3 separate regions of the Homo sapiens genome follow, and regions 2 and 3 are each linked to region 1. A link is a loop called in an ENCODE intact Hi-C map of the cell type or tissue named here. Cell type or tissue: IMR-90. All regions are shown on one strand.

What was found. Hi-C counts contacts between places; a loop is a spot of excess contacts. Peaks named below come from ENCODE experiments on the same cell type or tissue, not always from the same donor. Only the 100,000 strongest peaks of a DNase experiment are listed, where the experiment ranks them.
Region 2: it touches region 1 in a loop (8-fold over the local background); 60 of 110 quality-filtered maps call a loop at or near these places.
Region 3: it touches region 1 in a loop (9-fold over the local background); 32 of 110 quality-filtered maps call a loop at or near these places.

What each region holds. Positions count from the first base shown.
Region 1 is chr13:106,531,815-106,534,314 of GRCh38, forward strand. The region is part of intron 1 of EFNB2 (ephrin B2); the gene reads right to left. Among named protein-coding and RNA genes, the nearest start is that of EFNB2, 2.6 kb to the right of the region's middle. RefSeq lists silencers at 1,287-1,346, 1,407-1,506. In IMR-90, CTCF peaks have their summits at 1,405 (motif pointing left) and 2,131; DNase peaks (open chromatin) are centred at 1,377 and 2,177; H3K4me3 peaks cover 2,126 bases; H3K27ac peaks cover 825 bases.
Region 2 is chr13:104,570,746-104,573,245 of GRCh38, forward strand. No RefSeq gene overlaps it. Among named protein-coding and RNA genes, the nearest start is that of DAOA, 890 kb to the right of the region's middle. In IMR-90, a CTCF peak has its summit at 1,090; a DNase peak (open chromatin) is centred at 1,016.
Region 3 is chr13:104,772,618-104,775,117 of GRCh38, forward strand. All of the region lies in intron 3 of LOC107984606 (a long non-coding RNA gene), which reads right to left. Among named protein-coding and RNA genes, the nearest start is that of DAOA, 690 kb to the right of the region's middle. In IMR-90, a CTCF peak has its summit at 1,240 (motif pointing right); no DNase peak of the experiment used is centred here.

The sequences.
Region 1 (2,500 bases):
TGATGCACAGGGAATGGTAACCCCAGACATAAGGCATTAGTACTCGAAATTTTCAAAGTCAGTGTAATGCATTGCAGAACACCATACCAATACAGATTTGCTCACATTAAAGTAAAATTAATTTTTTTTTAAAAAAGAGCCCACTACTTTACTTAGGCCAAAATCTCCCTCTTGGAAGAAAATGTTCTACTGAAGTGTTAAGTTAAAAACGGAAGCTAGGCATTACTGTTCTCTGCTGAATTAAAAAAAAAACAAAAAAAAAACCAAAACTTTAAACAACCAAAATGGCTACAACGGACCCAACTCTACCAGAACGTATCAAAGCAATGTGAATAACCTAACAGGGCAGCTACTGTTTCAGCACGCAGGACATCTTTCCATTATTACATACAGTCAGGGACGGGAGAGCCGACAATGTGATTAAAGTAGTTACGGAGACGCTGAATTTACAAAGGGTTTTCTGGACCCTGTATCCAAACAGCTGCTGCATGCTCCCTGTGTCGACCACCTGCTAAAAAAGCTGACCTCTGAATGAAACAAATCTAATTACTGATGGCGGCTTCATTACAAATGAATTGTTCCACAGTTCATAGGAACTGATGTGAAACTTCAATGCATTTGATTACCTTCCTGCCACATCATATTTACCGATTCAAACTTTCCTCTGGAAATAAATATAAAACTTCCCCAAGGAAAGCGACCCCCTGTCATCAGGGGGTTGTATGCATTCTCAAAAACTTAGAGAGGACTCTTTCCTATGGCTCCTACAGGAAGAAATCTTTCTGATCTCTGGAGCTAGCATTCAGCTGCAAGGGAGACCTTTTCCAGGCACACATTATCCAGTCATCCAGGCAGGCCGTTATCAGGAGAATTTTAAAAGAAATGCTGCTGTGGAGGACAAGACAGCAGCAGCAACCTCAACCGCGCAAACGGCAGGCTTCCAGAAACGCAGGGCCCTCGCAGGTCTGGACATAGCTGGAAAGACAGACTCATCTTCATCATCAGAATGGGGGGGGGGAGTGGTGAGTACCTGTCACCTCCCCCCAGGACCCCCCATCTCGACACATTACAAAAAGAAGTTATTAACGTCTAAACCTTAGGTTGAAATAACTATTGTTCTACTTTTCTTTTTCTCCCAACTAGGTATTTCTAATTCTCCTACCGGATACACACAAACTAATAGTTAATATAGCGCAAAGATAAAGATACACACACCGAACTAAACGCTGAAGAGGCTAACGGAATTGCTTTCAACTAGATTTAAACAGAAATATTAAATCCTCATAAGAAAAAAAAAAACAGCCTCAAAGAGAACCGGTCAGTGAAAGTGCAGAGTGGCTGGAGCAGGCGGCCTGGGGGAGGGGCGAGGCCTGGCGCTGCGCGATTCCGCATGGAAGAGTGACCTCTGGAGGCACCGGGCGGGCAGCGGCGCCGCGGGCTCCCCGCGACCGCCTCGCCCGCCCGCCCGCCTCTCCCGGACTCCGGGACCCGCTGCTGCGCGAGGTCCTAGCCCGGCTCCTTCCGGCACCACCTGGCGCCTCCCGAGCCGGCATCGATGCAAAGATGCCGCCGCCAGTACTTCATCAGCAAATACAACAATTTACATTAAAAATATAATCCATGCAAGAGCAGACTACATGGAAGGAGGCAGAGCTAAGTAACTTCTCCGTATGAGCGGTGTTGAAAGTGCCTTCTAGCATCATACAAACATTTGTTTAAACCGATTTGTAACCGACGTTTTCGCCCTTTTCATGAAGGGATTCTTGGTTAACATGTTAGTGAATTTGAAATTTGACACTTTTAAGAGAATGGACACACTCCTTTAAGACGTGATTTCTAAATCAATCCCCCATTTCTTTTCTCCTAAAACCAGGCCCAACTTGCTCAACTTCAATTAGGCCATTGATTTTGCTTCTGATCTCAAACGTTTTCTCCAGAAACCAGCTAATGTCTGCATACTTCTTCTCCAAGTTTCCCGAGACTACAATTCCAAGATTCTGTAAAATATGTTTTGGCTGTGATTCGAAATAAGGGGATACACAGTACTGAATACCCAGATGACTACGAGTTATGACCACACAGATTTAGGGATGGATGGGATTTTCTAAATTCTGAATGCACTCTGGTGGCCCAAACTGAAAGTTACTCTCCACAAGGCCTGGCTCGCTCCCGGCTGTAGAGTCCGGTAAGAGCAAATCTGATCCTAAGGATCCCATTCCTACCAGGGTCCCGAGGGAGAAGGCTTCAGGAGCAGTGTCGACTGGGCAGGGCCCTAAGCTTTTATAGGAAGTGCATTACAATCAGGTCGGCCATCGAGACCGCATACTCCGGGGCTACCGGCTTATGAACGAAGCGGGAGGCCGAGGTGCGGCGGGCCCTCAGGGAGAAGCCTAAGGCCCGTCTCCCCGGCGCGGAGGAAAGGGCTCGACGCCCGAGTTCTCCTGCGAAGCAGGCGAGCTCCCCGCGCACCCTCGGGCTGGCGGCGCGGTGCCAAGGCGCC
Region 2 (2,500 bases), 2.0 Mb before region 1:
TTTATAAATCCCAGGAGGTTTACATAACCCAGATCATAAGAAAATCTAAGCGAAGTTCTATGTTGAGGTCTGATTGGAAAAAGACATAAGCTCTGGATTTAAAAGTAAGTTGAGTATATATGGATTTTTATCTTGGGTCTAATTATTAGGTTATTACAAAAGTAATTATGTTTTTTGGCATTATTTTCAAATGGCAAAAACCGCAGTTACTTTTGCAACAGCCTAATATTTAATAGCCTTGCTTCTTTCTTGGAAACTGTTCTTGTTACTTTGAGTCTCTACCAGTCCCATCTTTTCTTGTTCACGATGTAATGTCTGTTTGGACAGATGTATCAAAGTACCTTAATCTAAGACACCAAATAGGAGAAAAACCTACACTTTTCTCCCATATAAATCCAGCATTATTCTCTTCTATTACATTTTTCACATAGACTGTAAATTAAAAAAAAAAAAAAACACACACACACACATTCTTGGTAATTGTCATGAAAATGGTATCTGCTGAAATATTTATGGAAACATCTGCGGTAGGTGAAGAGTCCCACAGCAGAGGAGCTATTTGTGCTTGTCTTAGTGACACGGGCTGGTTCTTCAGGTGACTCAGAACGTGTGTTCAAATTTGGTATTTGACAATTATCTCGGACACATGCAGAGAACCTCTCTTCCTCAAAAGCAGTTTAGAGAAGCTTAAACTTGGAAAAGTTGTACTTTCTCTGGTTAAACATAAGACTGGTAATAAAGGCAGCAATCTTTGTTCTAAGGTGAGGGAACTTGAGGCTTTGGAGCAGTAGCTTTGGAATTCCTAAAAGTTTAACAGCATTGAAGCTACTTGAAAATGGTGCATCGGGAGCCCATCCAGACTTGTAACTAATAACAGTCCTGGCAGGACACCACGCACCTCCTGCTTAGCGTCAGCTGTGACTAATACCCACAGCCACCTAGGGGAACAATGGCATTTTATTTGCTACATCACATGGCGAAAGAGCAACATTAGCCCACATCTCGTCTGTGACTCGGAGATCCAGTCTCCAAGCACTGACTGGTAGGGAAAGGCATTTCGTGTGGACAGTAAAATTCCCTCCACCACCAGTGGGAGCTCTTTACTTAACTGTTGTTCAGAGCAAGTCCGTAGGAGAATGAAATTCCAGTTCCACAGCCCTCACTGAAGCAAAGGGGTCGGCCTCTGTGGAACTCACAGAAGTTTGTGTGTTTGTGTATGTGAGTGCAGGTGTGTGCCTGTGTATTATGTTTGTTTTATGTCATTTTAGATGTGTTAAAAAAATAACAGAACAGAAATGGAGAAAGGAATGCTATTGTCAAAAAAGGAAAGAGGGGAAAGAAGTTACATTACGAAGCTAGCTTAGTAACCCCCAAACTTCCCACACAATTGTTCAAACTTAGTCCTTGCAGGTCAGTGCCCTATAGGGCTTCAAAGCTTTTCTGCTGTTTGAGGCCTCTCCCCCAGCACCTGCCTCTCACACACACCCCTGTTGTGGTCTTTTTCCCCCAAACTCATATATTTTGTTCTGTTCTAGTCCAAGTAGTTTAAAAAAAGCTTCCCTATTGAAACCACACACAAATACCGGAATCCAAGTATTTTTGAAGAGCTTTCTTTTGTTGTTATTTTTTTGTTCCTTTTTACTTAAGAGAACAAGAAATTAGAGGATTGCCAAAAATAGAAATGGAGAAAAACGAAGATGAATGTAACAATGAATACGTGAGATATTTTAAATGTCTAAACTGGTACAATTCAAATTATAAATGACATTATGGTCTGTGTTGCATTTGGCAGGAGTTGTTGCATGGAGATTGTATGGCAGGAGCCCATTTTCCTTCCCTGAAGCCAAGCTGGGTGTGTGGAGGGTGTCAATCGAATTAGGAGAGATTGTGTTGCTTTTGGTGGGGGTGTAGGTGGGGCAATTTGTGAGTCCTCAAGCCTGCCTTCTATGCCTCACTCACTAACTAGAAAGGTTATTCAGTGCAAGAACCATGATTAACAAGCAGCTGTCAGCTGAGTGTGATGGCTCACGCCTGTAATCCCAGCGTTTTGGGAGACTGACAAAGGAGGATGACTTGAGGCCAGGAGTTCTAGGCTGCAGTGAGCTATGATGGCGTCACTGCACTCCAGCCTGGGCAACAGAGCTAGACCCTGTCTCAAATGAACACATAAACTAACAAGCAACTGTCAAAAAGCATCCTCAAAAGTGGGAGTGCACAAGGCCACTGGCCAATAAGGCTAATAAAATGAGCCCAGTCTTCCCCCCGAACACAGTGGATTTCCATCTATGCGATAACGTCGTCGGAGCATTGTCCCTGCATGAACTTGACCTTGTCTTCTGATTCTACTTCTCAGATTCAGCAAGAGAAAAGAAGGGCCTGTAAAGGAAAGAGAAAGAGAGAGGCTGTCAAAGGTGCGTAGCTGCCATCTTGCTTCAGTGAGTGAGGCCGTGGCACCTCCAAATGTCCCCTCAGGAAAAAAATTCTGAAAAAGCCACGAGGA
Region 3 (2,500 bases), 1.8 Mb before region 1:
TAATGAAAAGTTCTATTAGTTGTCATCGGTTACCCTACTTCTGGTGTTCACAGAGTCGTCAAATAGGTATGTTCTCCATGTGCGGTAAAACTAATAGAGTAACTTTACTGTGACAAAGATAGGATGCTAAAGATCTATGTGTAGATTTAGATAAATCCATTCATTAACTGTAACTTAAATATATACATCTACACATATATATAATCTATTACTTAAATAATCCATGATTTTTGCAATATAAAGGAAACTGAATAAATCACATGTAAAATAACTTTGACATTTTCACTTTGTAAGACATTTTTCTCCAAATATTATATGTTCATATAAGTTAAATAGCACTTTTTGGATATTCTAATATCAAAAATGGAGTAATCACCTTACATTTGAAGACACAGAGTATGTGGGTATAAATTGCCCCTAATAGCTCTGTGTATTTAAAATAGAATTGGCATAGAAGGTTTCTGATTTCTTTTGGAAACAATTTCAAAATTGCCCAATTTTCAGGGATTCTTGAATTTTTTTACACAATTCAGTTAAAGTTTTCTTATATCATTATGTTATAAAGCATAAAAATGTAATAATCCCTGGGAGGTTCTCATACAAGCTAAAATATTACCAGTAACTGCCTCTGCTCTAACTCTATTTCCACTCACCTTCCCACAAACCAAAGCTCTTATGCTGAATTTCGTATTTATTACTAACATGTTAATATATAACATGGCTTAATTACTAATATGTGTAAGGATAAGCAATATATTGTTTTCTTTTGCTTGCTTTGTATCACAAAAATATTATGCTGTACTTCCTCTTCTAGGGTCATATTAATTGATCAATAAATAGAAAATTAAAATGAAAAGAAAGCAATAAAAAAAACCAAGCACTCAGAAGGCATTTCCATATACATCCTCAATGACTTTCTCTGAAATGTAATACTATTCCAATTCTACCTACAGAGATTATCATCTTTACCTCTTTGTGATATTTATATAAATGAAATTATTAAGCATATACTCTCCTGTGCATGGTTTCCTTTATTCCATTTTAAATTTATAATATTCAAGTCGCTTCATACAGCATCACATCATTCTTAATTATTGCTGTACAGCATATTCCATTGACCCTGTTACCAGTCTATCAATTTTCAGCTCCAAATGGACCCTTCTCTCTGCTTTGTAACACTTTGACTGCTGGGCTCTGTTGAAATTTTTCTTTTACTAACTGATCTATTAGGCTTTGTCAATAGAGGGCACTAGAGAGGCTTCTAATACCATTGCAGGAGGAAAGAGCTTTCTTTCCTGCCTCCAGGGTACTGTTCGTGCAAAAAAACAAAACAAACAAAAAAAAAAAACCAGGAGATGAGGCATAAGTAATTCAGTAGTTCTCATCTAAGCAGCCCTTGTGGATCAACCCTGGCCAGCATTCTGTACCAGCTTTTTAACCACCAGCTGAGTGCGTGTTTCTGTGACAGCCACACACACCTTCTCCAAAGGATTTGAATCTAAGCCTTGGGGAGGTAGGGAACTAGGCATTTCTGGTGTTTTAAGTTCTTCCTTTGTTCACGCTCCTTAAAATAGGTGGTAGCTACTTTCTGCTGTTGCAAATTTTCTACCTGTTAGAGTTCTATTTTGACCCTCTTATGACTTAACCACATTAGTACTTGTGAACATTATTTCTATTAAATTTTTCCTGTTCAAATTACTTGTGTGGGACTTGCACTTCCTGCCAAGATGGAATAAACAGGATAAGATTCATGCCCCCACCAATAACAACAAAAACAAAAATCAGACAAAAATATACAGAAGACTAGTTTCAAAATACTCAAAATTCAGCAATGAAAGGCCTAATTATAATATATTTCCTGAGAGACAGAAAATAAAAAAAAAATGAGGAGGATTCTATTCACTTCCCCACCTTTTTTCCTCAAGAGAATTTCAAGGTGGTGACTTACAGAGGGGAAACTCAGGAACAGCCCAGAAGATTCCCTAAAATGAAGAGACTGGAACTGAGAGTCATGGGGCCCCAAAGTAGGTAGAGTTCTCAGGACACAGTGGAAGAGAGAGAGAGAAATCTGGGGATATGCAGAAATACTTTGAATGTTCATGAAAGTGCTGATTAGCACATTCATGTGAGCAAAGTATGTAGGTCTGAGAAAGAACCACACAAAAAGCTGAAATCAAACATTGCCCAGTATGCACACAAGGGCAGGCGTAGAGCCTCTTCCAGAAACTCCGCTGTAAAACCTCAATCCAAAGCATGTTGAGTATAGTACCCGAGAATTTCTTCCCACTTTAAAGTGCAGAATTAACCCTTGATGTAACTCTACTTCAGAACCATGTAACAAACCATAAAAGCAAGACCCAAATAAGTCACACTGTCTCCACTAACAGCATGGCAGAACAAAGTGCAAGAAGTTCAGCAGGATCTCTTCAGATGCCAGTAAACACAAACATTCAGTACTCAACACAATGAAGTCAAGTGTCAGGCATCCAATCAAAGATGA